2 separate regions of the Homo sapiens genome follow, and region 1 is linked to region 2. Evidence: chromatin contacts called from ENCODE Hi-C or POLR2A ChIA-PET data. All regions are on one chromosome and are shown on one strand. Each heading gives the region's core, a stretch centred on a gene start or an enhancer-like site at or near the end of the contact. The rest is flanking DNA. Distances are from core to core; before and after follow the strand shown. Region 1 overlaps SH3PXD2A (SH3 and PX domains 2A). Region 2 overlaps SH3PXD2A (SH3 and PX domains 2A).

Region 1 (5,993 bases), core at 1,010-3,509, 100 kb before region 2:
CACTCAGACCTGTTTGCTTTGGCTTTATGGCCCTCTCCTTGGTTGCGTTTCAGAAAAAACTCGCCATGGCATGAGTCTGCCTCTGTGTCATAGAGATAGGAAGGGAGAAGAGACTGGATTCAGCTCATTTTCCTGTGTATCACCGGAGCAGCCAAGCACAAAGCCTCACCACGCCTGTGGCAAACCCTGTTCCAGGCACCTGGGAGGTGGGCCAGTCTGATGGCAAGGTGTCTAAATGCCACTTCTCTTTGCTAACGTTCCTCCTCATCTTGGCCCAGATCCCTGGCCTCACTGGCTATTTTATTCTTAGGGTAGAGTCCCCCCAGCCCCACCCCTACAGACCTACAGGACACAGTGACTAGGCAGAGACCCCGGAATCTGAATTTTTATGAAGCCTGCCCCCGGCCCCAGGTGATCCTAAAGGGCACCCTGGCCTGGGAACCACCATTGAGGACCTACAGCCATTGCCTCTCTCCTGAGGGAGGAAAGGGGGCAGAGGTCTTACCTGTGTCTTATCAGTGCCCTCCCTTAACTGTCCTCCTGGAGACACCCCTGCAGGTGTCCTTCCCAGGGAGAAGTTCAACAGAAAAGCCCTGAGGCTGTGGGAGGGCACCCATTCCTCTAACTCAGGCCTTTCCCAGGAAGGACAGAAATAGTGGGAAGAGCAGGCCAGATTGTGTGGACTGGGGGCTTTCTCTCCTTCTCCAAGGATTCCTAAGTCAATTCAGCCTTCCAGAGTGGCATGAGCTCTGGCAGAGCCTGATGGAGACTTGGGAACCGGGGTGACAGCCTGGCCCTGAAATGCCTTCATTGTGAGGCTCCCAAAGAGAAAAGTTTTTCCAGTCTCCCACGTGCTAACGCCTCTTCTTCAAATCCGTTTCTCATCCAGAAGACCAGTGTGTTTGTTCAACATAGCAAAGTGTTTTCTGAGCACCTGCTCTGTGCCAGGCACTGAGCAAAGACAGGGATGCTGAGATGAATCACACATCTCTGAGCACTTCTGGTCTCCTGAAAGGCATTTCAGAGTGAGTTCTGAGGATCCACAGTAGCAAAACAAGCTGGGGTTTGTTAAAAGTGTAAACATCCGAGCCCTCAAAACCCAGGTCTGCAGAATTTCAGAGAGCGGGGTCCACCTGCAATTTCGGAGGGCCTCTTATAGAGTCTCATTCACTCTAAAGTTTGTGAACCAGTGGAAATTAGCTATCTAAAAAGGCCAGGCGTGGTGGCTCATGCCTGTAATCCCAGCACTTTGGAAGGCCAAGGCAGGTGGATCATCTGAGGTCAGGAGTTCGAGACCAGCCTGGCCAACATGGCGAAACCCCGTCTCTACTAAAAATACCAAAATTAGCCAGGCATGGTGGCAGGCACCTGTATTCCCAGCTACTCGGGAGGCTGAGCCAGGAGAATTGCTTGAACCAGGGAGGCAGAGGTTGCGGTAAACCGAGATCACACCACTGCACTCTAGCCTGGACAACAGAATGAGACTCTGTCTCAAAAACAAACAAACAAAAATGTAGTGACCTCAATTTTATGTTTATTGTATGAAATATATACAAATAAAAAGAAGGAAATTAAAACCACTCATTCTGATCCTACTTTCCTAAGATAATCATTGTTGGCATTTGATGAAATATCCCTCTAGGGGTATGTGTGTGTGTGTGTGTGTGTGTGTATTTAGACATATATTGTAGCATCTACATGGTAGCTGATACTGTGCTAGCCCCTAGGGACAGATGAGATGAGTAAAAGAGTGGTCCTGCCATATGGAACACCTGCAGTCATGTTACATGATGCCTGGCACAGACAGCTTGAAATCCAGCCTTGCTCACCTGCTCTTACCTTTTTCCCACAGGTATACATAATCAATGTGACCTGGTCTGACTCCACCTCCCAGACTATCTACCGGAGGTACAGCAAGTTCTTTGACCTGCAGGTGAGTTTGTCAGAGCTCGGACAGTGGCCCAAGTCTCTCTGGTGGGCTGGCCTCTCTCATACCCTCGCTTATCCAGGGAGCCCCCAAGAGAGCTGTCAGGGTCAGAGTCCAGGTGGGAGCAGAGGGACAGAGGAGGGAAGCTGGAAGGTGGAGCTGGGCTCGTCTCAATCTTGCATACTGCAGGCAGACACTCAGGACTTTGTTGGCCTCCTCTGATGGTCTTAACAGTAACGCTTTGTCACCCTCCCTTGCCTGCAGGGTAGGAAACTGTGGTGAAGAGGCGGGAGGATGGTGGGAGGTGCTGTGTGCCTGACCAGACGTGTGTCTATAAACATCCAGGGTGAGACAGAAGCCACTGCATCATTGCAGGCAAAGAAAAGCAAACACTCAGGGAAGACCGAAACAGAAAATAAGCAATTTTTTCAACTACAGGCACAAACTAGGCATACATACCACGGTGTCTGTCTGACCGAATGAGGCACTTGCCACCCAGTTTGTACATGTACGTGGTAGGTGTGTGTCTCTAAGACACAAAGGCATGTTCACAAGGGAATGGTAGTATGGGTCCCACAGCTACCCCTGCAGACACCCCCCTTGATGCCAGCTAAGTTAGTCAGGCCTCTTTGGGTTGCAAGTGATAGTTTTACAATTGCACTGGCTTAGACACAAAGGAGATGTGATTGGAAGGAGGGACCAGGGAAGCTTGTGCAGCCGACCACATGGTGAGAAGGGCAGTGAGGCAGAGGCTTCAGGAATGCCTGAAACCAGGATCTGCTCTCCCTCTGTCTTGTCTCTGCTTCCCTCTGGCACTGCCCTCAGCTTCTGTTACCTCACACCCTGAGGAATATGGCTGTCAGCAGCTCTAGAATTTTATATCTTTTGGCTCCCAACAGAGGGGAAATTGACTCCCAGTTCCAAGTTGAAAAATCCCAGGGACGATTTTGATTGGTCTGGCTTGGGTCAGATGCCCTCTCTGGACCAATCAGTATGGCTGGGAGTTGAGGGTCTTTTAGCACAGACATGGCCACTAGGGAGCCCACCTCTGCGGATCACAGGCAAGTACTAGAGAAGGGAGAATCAGTGTGAGTTGAGCAGCAGCCCTTTCAGGTAGAGCCAAGATGTTCTAGATTCCTCTCGGGGTTGTGAGCCTGGTTTAGGCCAATAAAAACACAAAGAGACACTCACTTCTACCCTCACAGCCAGGGTCCACTCCTTTCTTGGCAGGCCTTTGGTTGTCAGTCATCTTGGAGAGGTCATCTTGGGTACCGTGTGCTTGCCCCCAATACCTAATTCTATCTCATTGTCCTCATTGCCCTACCTATGAGACAAGCCAAGGGTGACCTAGCTTCCTGTATTACAAATCCTTTCTTAATCCAACAATGTGGGATTGAATATCCCATTGAATATGGGATTGAAAGCCACTCCCTACTCTCCAGCCTTCTTCCTCTTCCCTCCTCAATTCATGTCCAGTCTCCTTAATTCCAGTGTAATCTGGTGGGGTTTGCTGATACCCCATCAATGGGTGCAGTGTGCTGGACAGGAAGTGATAACTCAGTTGGGGAGAGGGAACCCTGAAAGGACTCATTGATGAGCTGGAGGGGGCCTGAAAGCCAGTGGAAACTTCCAAATCAGAACTTTTCTTCCCCCTCTTCCCTTATGGTCCCCCACCCACTCCTGCATTGCAGAATCTCAGGAGAAAGGAATGCTGCTCCCCCACCACCACCTCCCTTGCCTGGAGGGCTCATTCCCTGTGTGTGGAAAGGGGATACGCAAGCAGGGAGCAGCTAGTGCAGTGTGCTGGCCCTAGCTTGGCAATGGCCATGAGCTTGGCCAGGCTTGTCCACGTGGGTCATTGCTGACCTGTAGATGCAGTTTGGGAAGGGGTTGGAATCGTTCTTTGGAAATTAACTTATGAGCCAAGCATAGCATCTTTACGAACCCATTTTACCTGCCATGATGAGTTTTAGTGGCGTTCATTTTGAAAAGCCTTGCTTATTTATCAGGTCGCTGATTTTGGTATGGCGGATCCTATAGAGGAAGAACAAAGGGAGTTGCTAACTCCATCTCTGGTCATTGGTGCACCTCAGAACTCATGTCCCTGAGAGATTGTGTAAGAGAGCAGCTTAGAGTTTAGGCACTGGGGGCACATTCCCTGGGACCGGTTACTGGCTGTCACCACGTAACTCCGGACAGGCTCCTTCACTTCTCTAGGCTTGCTTTTCTCATCTGTAGTGTGAAGGTTCAAATTGCCTGCCCGGTAGGGTTGTTAGGAGGAATGAATGAGTGAATCCACGTTTCTCCCAACACTTAGTTGCCTAGTGAGTTGCCTGGTGTTAGCAGGTTGCAGGGATGTTGGGCTGCATGGCTGGGGGGCGTCTAGGGGCTGGAGACCCACTCACTGATGTTGCTTTGTGGCTTCCCTCACTTGGCGTCACTCTGTGGTGAGCTCCCTGTGCCCAGTCCCTGCCGGCGTATTCAGAGCCAGGTAGGCCTCAGGCTCCTCTCTGAAGCTGTCCTCTGGGGCAGGGTGGGAGCCCGCTGGGAGCTGGGGTGTGGCCCAGGGGCAGCTCTCAGAAATGTTTTGCTCCTTTCCTTTTTGGCTGACTCTGAGAGTCCCAGGCTCACCAGGCCCACCTCCAAGGAGCTGCTCCCCGGGTTTCACCAACTCGTGGTTCTAAGCCTCCTGGGGGCCACAGACCCCTCTGTGAATCTGATGGAAGCCCTCTCCCCAGGAAAAGAGTGGATACATACAATTTTACTTGCAGTGGCAAGTGTTCACAGACCCCCTGTGGACCCCCAGTGAAGAACTAGCGAGGTGCGATGGTGTGCCTGTAGTTCCAGCTATTCAGGAGGCTGAGGTGGGACGATCACTTGAGCCTAGCAGGTCGTGGCTGCAGTGAGCTATGATTGCACCACTGCACTCCAGCCTGGGTGACAGAGTGAGACCCTGTCTCAAAAAAACAAAAAGAACTGCTGAGCTAAACCAGTTTAGGTCGTGAAGCATACATTCACACCCGGTACTACTTGGGCAGCACTTGGGGGTCTATTCAGATAACAACAGGAGGCCTGGACACCCCTTTGACCCCTTTGATAGACCCTTGGTTCCCCCCTGTACAAGTTGGTTCCCTGCACCCCAGCGTGGGTCTCCCCGTACTTCCCCTCCCTTATGTCTCCCTCTTCAGATGTTTTCCTTTGTTCCCGAAGGCCAGGCACCCACGAGGCGGCCTCGGGTTCCCACCTGTGTCACACAGCCCGGGAACCACGTGCAAAGCGATCCCAAGCGGTCGCTGACCCTCTCTGGTCATGAGTTGAGGGCCATACAGATCCAGTTTCATTCGGAACAGCACATGGACCCTCTGTTTCTCCCTCTGGGAGCACACAGGGAGATGGACACTTGCACCCTGCCCTTCACACTCTGCAGCCATGAGGCCAGGAAGCACTTGAAGGGTGCTCTGTCATCTGAACAGAAACCCCACACTCTTTGGTTTTTCCATTTCTCTCCACAGTAGCTTCCACATCAGCACAGCCCTTCCCCACCCCCTCACCCCCACACTCCCCACCCCCTCCCAGATTCTAAGATCTGAAGCAGAACATTTCTCTGGTTATTATCTTCAAAGCTCCTGCCTGGACCTAACTGCCCTGCATGTGAAGCCCTGCATGTAGATCCTTGGAAATGAACAGTCTCAGGCACACACCAGCCCTGAGAACAGCAAGCAGGAGGGAGCCAAGAGCCTGAGGCTTGTCCTTGGAGAAGGTTCCTTGTCCCTTTGGGGTGACTCATGGCATTAAGGACAGGGTACTTAGAACTCTGATGGTGCATTGAGGAGCTGTTCACCGGAAATGGGGAAAGTCAGAGGGTTGGGAGAGATGGAGAGAACCTCCCCCCGCCACCGATCACCTGGTAACTGCTCATTCCACGCTTTCTGAAGCCTTAGGACCGTGCAGAGCAGAGCCATTTATCTCAGCGTCCCCTTCCCATCCCACCACCCACCTTCTTCTCTCACAGCTTACCTGCTACCTGTGAGGTCTTGGATTAGGGTTGCCAGATAAATATGAGATG
Region 2 (5,856 bases), core at 2,604-5,103:
AGCCAGGGTCTCACACAGGCCACACTGAGAAGGTAGGCAGTCAGCACCTCCTGCATTGCGGCCACCATCCACACTCCTAGTCTAGCCCCCTGTGAACCCAGGCTATTGGGCTACGGGTCCTTTCCATGGGCCAGATGCCATTTAAGAGCTTTGCACATTATCCCATGTAATCCCCACGACAGCTCTGTAAGATAGCAACTATTTTAACCCCCTTTTACAACCGAAGGTACAGAGAGGTGAAGTCACTTGTTTATATCACAAAGCACTAGGTGGCTGAACCAGGGTTCTAACCCACCTGCCCTTTTAACTCCCTGCTCTGAGGCCTGGACATGGTAAAACTTGTCCTGTGGCTGAAGACACACTTAGGGCCTTTGCCCAGAATAGTGGAACAAGTCAGAGGAGACAGACAGACAGTGCTTTGTTCTTTTGCTGTGGACAGGGCAGCAGCAGAGACCCTCTGGGATGTTCAGGAGACAAAATGCCTGGGGGGCGGGGTTCTGGGGTCTATGATGGCCATAGCATCTGGCCTCTCTGGGATGCAGCCTGGGGAGCCCCAAGACCCCTTCTCTCCGCAGGAATTCAGCTTTTTCACCCAGGGCAGGAATTCCGGCCCCTCTGGACAAGCCACATGGTCACAATGGGGTCCATTCTCAGAACCCTGGAAAACACAGGCCCTGCGGAGAAAGGACAGATTCTTGTTAAACACAAGGGCCCTCAGTGCCACGATTTAGATCAGGGAGCAAATGGGGGCAGAGAATGGCCTGCAGGCCCCTCTGTCTGTCTTGCCTGGAGGTTGCTGCCTCTGGAGGCCATTCCGTGCAAAGGCTCTCAAAAGCCAGAACAAAAACCCAGCTAGGGGCTAAGGGGTGGAAAAAAAACCCCAACTCTCCAGACCTCAGTGACCCAAAGCCCCTTCGCCCAGCCCTTTGCTCAGACCTTCCTCACTTGGTTTCTGGAAGAACATGCTCCATCTCACTATGGAGGTTTCACAGATAATTCGAATTCTCACAATAGCCCTGTGAGGACACTCAGAGTAGCCTCCTGTTAGGACTGGGGAATCCGAGGGCTCCTGCCACAGTGGGAAATATCACACTGCAGCTCGATACGCAGACAGACATCTGATGCAGGTGCCACAAAACAGCCTTGCCAGGGGTGACTCGCTGATCATTTCTAGTCTGTTCTTCTTAAAATGCTCATTGGGACCATTAAATTGATTCTGAAACTCACTAATGGGTCACTGCCTGTCATTTGAAAAGCACTAGTTTGAAGTGGCTTGTCCAGGGTCACCAGCCCCTGAGGGGGCAGAGCTGGGCCCAGAACCCGGGTCTGTGGACATTCAGCACTGGACTTTGACAGCCCCTCTCCTGCCCCCAACCCCCAGCTGTCAACCTCTCCTCTTAACAAAATTTTCCTCCAGCCAGGATCTGACCAAATCACTCCCCAATTCTGCAAACTTCTGGATTTCACAGCCAGACATCAAAGCCCTGCTCAGCCTTGCCTTTCCTGGCCCGTCCACCCACTACCCTCACTGCCCAGTCCACAACTGTTTGGAGCTGCTTGCTCCTGCTTGTAGAGCTTTCCCCCTGCATCCCTCTATGGATCCAAACCCCCTTGTCCTTTAAGGCCTCCTCCTCCAGGAAGCTACCTGGGATGTTCTGTAGCCCCCAGGACCTCTCTTTTCTCTGCACTGAGTGTAACCCCTCCTGTAATTCTCAGCGTGGATTGTCTGAGAATGTTGGCTTTCTCGTTGGACTTATGTCACATATATCTCTTCTGCCTGCCTGCACAGGCCTTAATGAGGTTGCCTACAGCGAGAGCTTAAAAAGTGCTTTTAGGTTGATAACAGCAGTCAAAATCATTATGTACCTCAAGAGCCCCACGTCACTCCCCTGGCCAAGGTTGCATCTTCTCCAGCCCTCATATTCTAGATAGTGCCCATGTCCCCAGTGACTGCTGGGCTCTGAAGGTCACCCCCAAGTCAGCTGTCTGGCAGCCCAGCCGGCCTCTTGAGCAGTTCCCAGTGGCTGTAGGCCCCGCAGACAGGCATCCTGGGCCCAGCAGCCAATGTCAGCTGGCAGACAGAAGGGTGAGAACATCAGGCTGGAAGTTTGTGTGTGTGTCCTTCTCTGCCAAGGCACTTGCCAGTGGGAGGGAGAGTGGTGAGGGGTGTGGCGGGCAGTGGAGGGTACAACCCTGCAGCATTCAGCAGAACTCCACCTGGCAGGTACTCAGCACCCTTCCACAGAGCCGGCCCAGCCAGGCCCAGCCCCCTTTCCTCTCTCTCCCGTGCCTCAGTGGCTCTTCCTGGCTTCACCTCTCACTCTGGGAACTCTGAACGGCAGGATGGCAATCTCCATTCCCCAGCGAGGGCCTGCTGCCCGCTGCTGGTGTGACCTCTCCTTGTGGCCAAATCCCTAGTGGGCCTCAGCGTGGCCCCTTTGGAGCATTGTGGGTCAGGGCTGTCTGTTTAGCTTCAGGAGCCTGGGCCAGCCACTGAAGCCTCAGACCTCAATCTCCTCATCCATGAAATGGGTGAGCACCTGCTCTGCCTACTTCAGAACACCAAAGAATAAATCCTGGGAGTTTTCAAGGGGAAGGCAGAGTGTGGGGAGCCATGTGTCAAAACAGGGGAACAACACATGTGAATTGTTCAGTGCCTTTCCTGCCCCCACCAGCCTCTCCCTGTGCAGTCTCCAACACCAGCCATTTCACTAGAGCATCCGGGGAGGGAGCACAGCGTGTCTGGCCAAGATAAAATGAAAGGAAAAAAGAAAAACCCTTTCGGGTCTACATTAGCATAAAAATGCAAGCCCTTTACATCTCTTGGTTTTGGGGCTCTGAGAGTTGGCCACTCCTTGGGAGGTTAAATGTGTCCTAATAGAGGGGTCCAGAGGCGTGCGTCCATTCCTGTGGGTCAGGGATGAACACACTTCCTGGTGCTCGGCGCTAGACAGAGACCAGTGGTTGTTCTGGCATTTGCGAAAGCCCAAAACTCTGAAAGTGGGGCTGGAATCACACCTGCCTGGCACTGTCTGCCAGCATCGTGGTGAGGTCCTTAAGGAGAAGCTCCTTTTGTTTCAGGGGCTCTGTAGGACCCAGGTTTAAACAGGTCTTTGCCACCTGTGTAGCAACTGAGGTGGGTCAGATGGGCCCAGGTATGAAAGAATAACAACAAAGACAATTTATAGCAGTTTCTGTGCCGGCCACTGTGCGAAGCCCTTTCTACACACTGTACATTGCATCTTCCCCAAACCCCAGGGGTTTGGTGCTATTATTGTCCTCGTTCTACAGATAGAGAAGTAGAGGCTCAAGAGGCCAAGAAAGTAGATCAAGGGCACCCCCCTGCCCCCACTGCAAGCAGCAGGGATTTGAACTGGAGGCCTCCGTCTCCAGAACCTGCTCATCCAAACATAGCTTGCATCATCCTATGGGGAGGGGCCAAGAGAGGAACCGTATCACCCGGGGATGGGGCGGGGTGGGAGTAGAGGCCCCAGGAGTCCTTGTTTAGATGGGGAGGGATGGAGTGCTGGTTGGAGGAACTCCACCCCTCTTTCCCAGCCAGGCCAGACCTGTGGACCACAGGAGATCACCCATCCCAGTTTGTCCAGTTTGAGCCCTGAAAGTCCCATGTCCCTGTTTTCCTGGGACTGTGGGTCACTGTACCTGTGGTTTGAGTCACCCCTGGACCAGCTGCAGAGAATGAATGGCTGAGTGGTCTGATGGGAGCTGTTTTAGGACACAGCTTGGGAGGCCTTTTCAATTACATTAGCCTCTGGCAACGCTAGAGGGAGATGCTAGCCCCGCCCTTCCTCCCCTCCTCTTCTTCCTGTGGCTCCCTGGCCGATATGATTCAGCAGCAAGTCGGAAGCAGGCTAGACTGTGACCTACCAGGAGTGGAGTCACCGGCAGGGTGGGGGCTGTCAGCACCAGCTCAGGGCAAGACTTGGAGCAAGGACGGAGTGTGGATTGGAGAAGGGGACTGATGGGAAGAGGGGGGGTTCTTGAGTTGTTAGGGAACTGAGCCCCAGCAGAGGGCCCTGCTGTCCTGCCAGACTGGAACTGGTTATAGGGCAGTGGGAAGTGGTCATGGTGTGAAGGGGGATCCCTGCCTTTGCGTCTTGCCCTCGTATGTGAGGGATGGGAGAGTCCCAGCCACTGGATACCTAAACTGCTTATCACCCTATTCAGCAGCTAAAAATATGAAATGGCTTTGCTAAAGGATGCCCAACTGGAAACTTCCAGAAGGTCTCCTATTAGGGCAGCGCCTGCTCGGGCAGGCCAGACACCCTGAAGGATTCAGGATTCCTCTTCGTTCCCACCATTCAGTCACAGCCTGGTGACCCCCACTGCCAGGACCTCAGCCTCCACCCCATTAACCCCATGTGCTGATCAGGCCCTCTGGGCTCTGCCTTCTACTCCTGCATCCACTACTCCAGGAAGGGGTGGTAAGTGGGCATTTGTCTTGAGCCTCAGAGCAAGGCCTGGGTTTTCTGGTCCCCAGTCCTGGTCTCACCCACTCACTATGGCCTTGAGGAAGTTGTCCGGCTTCTCTAAGCTTTGGTCTTCTCACCTGCAAGAGGAGAGCCCACACCCCCTGCAGGGAGGGACCCGGAAGTCCTCGGTGGGGAGGACTCTGAACTCTGGCTGAAGGACAGGCAGGCCAAGAGATATTTTCTAGAGGCTCCTTCAGCACTACAAGCACGTTGTTCTTACTGAGCATAAATGTTTCTTAGGGGTGGCTGGAGGCCTGATGGAGATTATGCAACACTGGAGCAGCCTCAGAATCCCCAGGGGAGTTTGTTGGAGATGCAGACCATGCAGTAGGTTGGGGTGGGGCCCTGCATCTGAATTTTAACCACTTTCTAGATGATTCCATTGAATAGCAGGCTGAGAATCACCAACCAGGGCCTGGCACAAAGGAGGCCCTCCAAGCATGTGAGTTTTGTGTCTTCCCCACTCTTTTTTTTTTTTTTTTCTTTTTGAGACAGAGTCTCACTTGTCACTCAGGCTGGAGTGCAGTGGCACCACCACAGCCCACTGCAGTCTTGACCTCCTGGGCTTCAAGCAATCCTCCCACCTCAGCCTCCCTTGTGGCTGGGAGTACAAGTGCTTGCTACCATGCCTAGCTAATTTATTTTTGGTAGAGATAGGGGGTCTCACTATGTTGCCTAGGCTGGTCTCAAACTCCCTGTCTCATAGGAACAGCCTGGGTAGCCTCAACCTGCTCAGAGCTGGAGAAGGCAGCCATTCCTGTGAGGCAGCCACCCCTGCCTGGGCTACTGGCAGCCAGGGGGATGGTCAGTGGGCCATCAGTCCTGGGCTTCTCCTGCCAGGACCAGCAGGAAAATTGTGGGACAGCAGAGGGTAGCTCCTCAGTGCCCTCACTCCCTGCCCTTCCCCAGTAGCCCTCAGTGAAAAGGCCTGAAAAGCTAATTTCCTCCTTGGGAGTGGAAAGTCTTCTGGGCAGGACACAGCTACGATCTAATACTCTCCTCCTCCTCTCAGGAATTCCCTGCACAGTTGAGCTTTTGGGGGGCACAGCTAGGACTCAGTCTCTGCCCAGTCTTCCTTCTGCAAGGGGGGCAAGCATGCCTTTGTTAAGGCCTTCCCTGGACTGACTGGTGGGAGCCAGGGGAGGGGGCAAATGGAAGCTCTCCCACCTTTCTGTAGTCCCTTTCCAAGGCAACGGTTTCCCAGATTCTCCTCCACACCATCCACGCTGCAGTTTTTATTCCTTCCAGTGGGCTTATAAACCACAGCCCTTCCCCAGATTGGGCAACCTTCGGCAATGGCTGAACCTCTGTTTCCTAATCTATAAAATGGATTAGGATGATAGGACCTTCCTCTTAGTGTGGG

The links. A loop is a pair of places that touch in the nucleus more often than their neighbours do. ChIA-PET counts read pairs that join two places held with the same protein, here RNA polymerase II (POLR2A). Pooled maps may share reads with other maps.
Region 1: a loop to region 2 is called in a pooled map, with 3 times the contacts of the local background. The contact joins two enhancer-like sites. A Hi-C loop is called at or near these places in 1 of 168 maps with a recorded cell type or tissue (DLD1) and 3 of 50 pooled maps. POLR2A ChIA-PET finds 5 or more read pairs at or near these places in 2 of 52 experiments (WTC11 and activated CD4-positive, alpha-beta T cell).

What each region holds. Positions count from the first base shown.
Region 1 is chr10:103,797,222-103,803,214 of GRCh38, reverse strand. SH3PXD2A (SH3 and PX domains 2A) reads left to right here. Exons shown (of 15, transcript NM_001394015.1): 2 at 1,853-1,933. Among named protein-coding and RNA genes, the nearest start is that of SH3PXD2A-AS1, 53 kb to the right of the region's middle. RefSeq lists a silencer at 2,134-2,213 and an enhancer at 2,443-2,944. Within about 2 kb of position 2,259, at least 4 of the 41 ENCODE cell types and tissues checked have a DNase peak (open chromatin) inside an H3K27ac peak, as active enhancers do.
Region 2 is chr10:103,694,633-103,700,488 of GRCh38, reverse strand. All of the region lies in intron 5 of SH3PXD2A (SH3 and PX domains 2A), which reads left to right. Among named protein-coding and RNA genes, the nearest start is that of SH3PXD2A-AS1, 49 kb to the left of the region's middle. RefSeq lists a cis regulatory region at 3,846-3,856, enhancers at 3,779-3,923, 4,359-4,468, 4,033-4,779 and a silencer at 4,089-4,148. Within about 2 kb of position 3,853, at least 18 of the 41 ENCODE cell types and tissues checked have a DNase peak (open chromatin) inside an H3K27ac peak, as active enhancers do.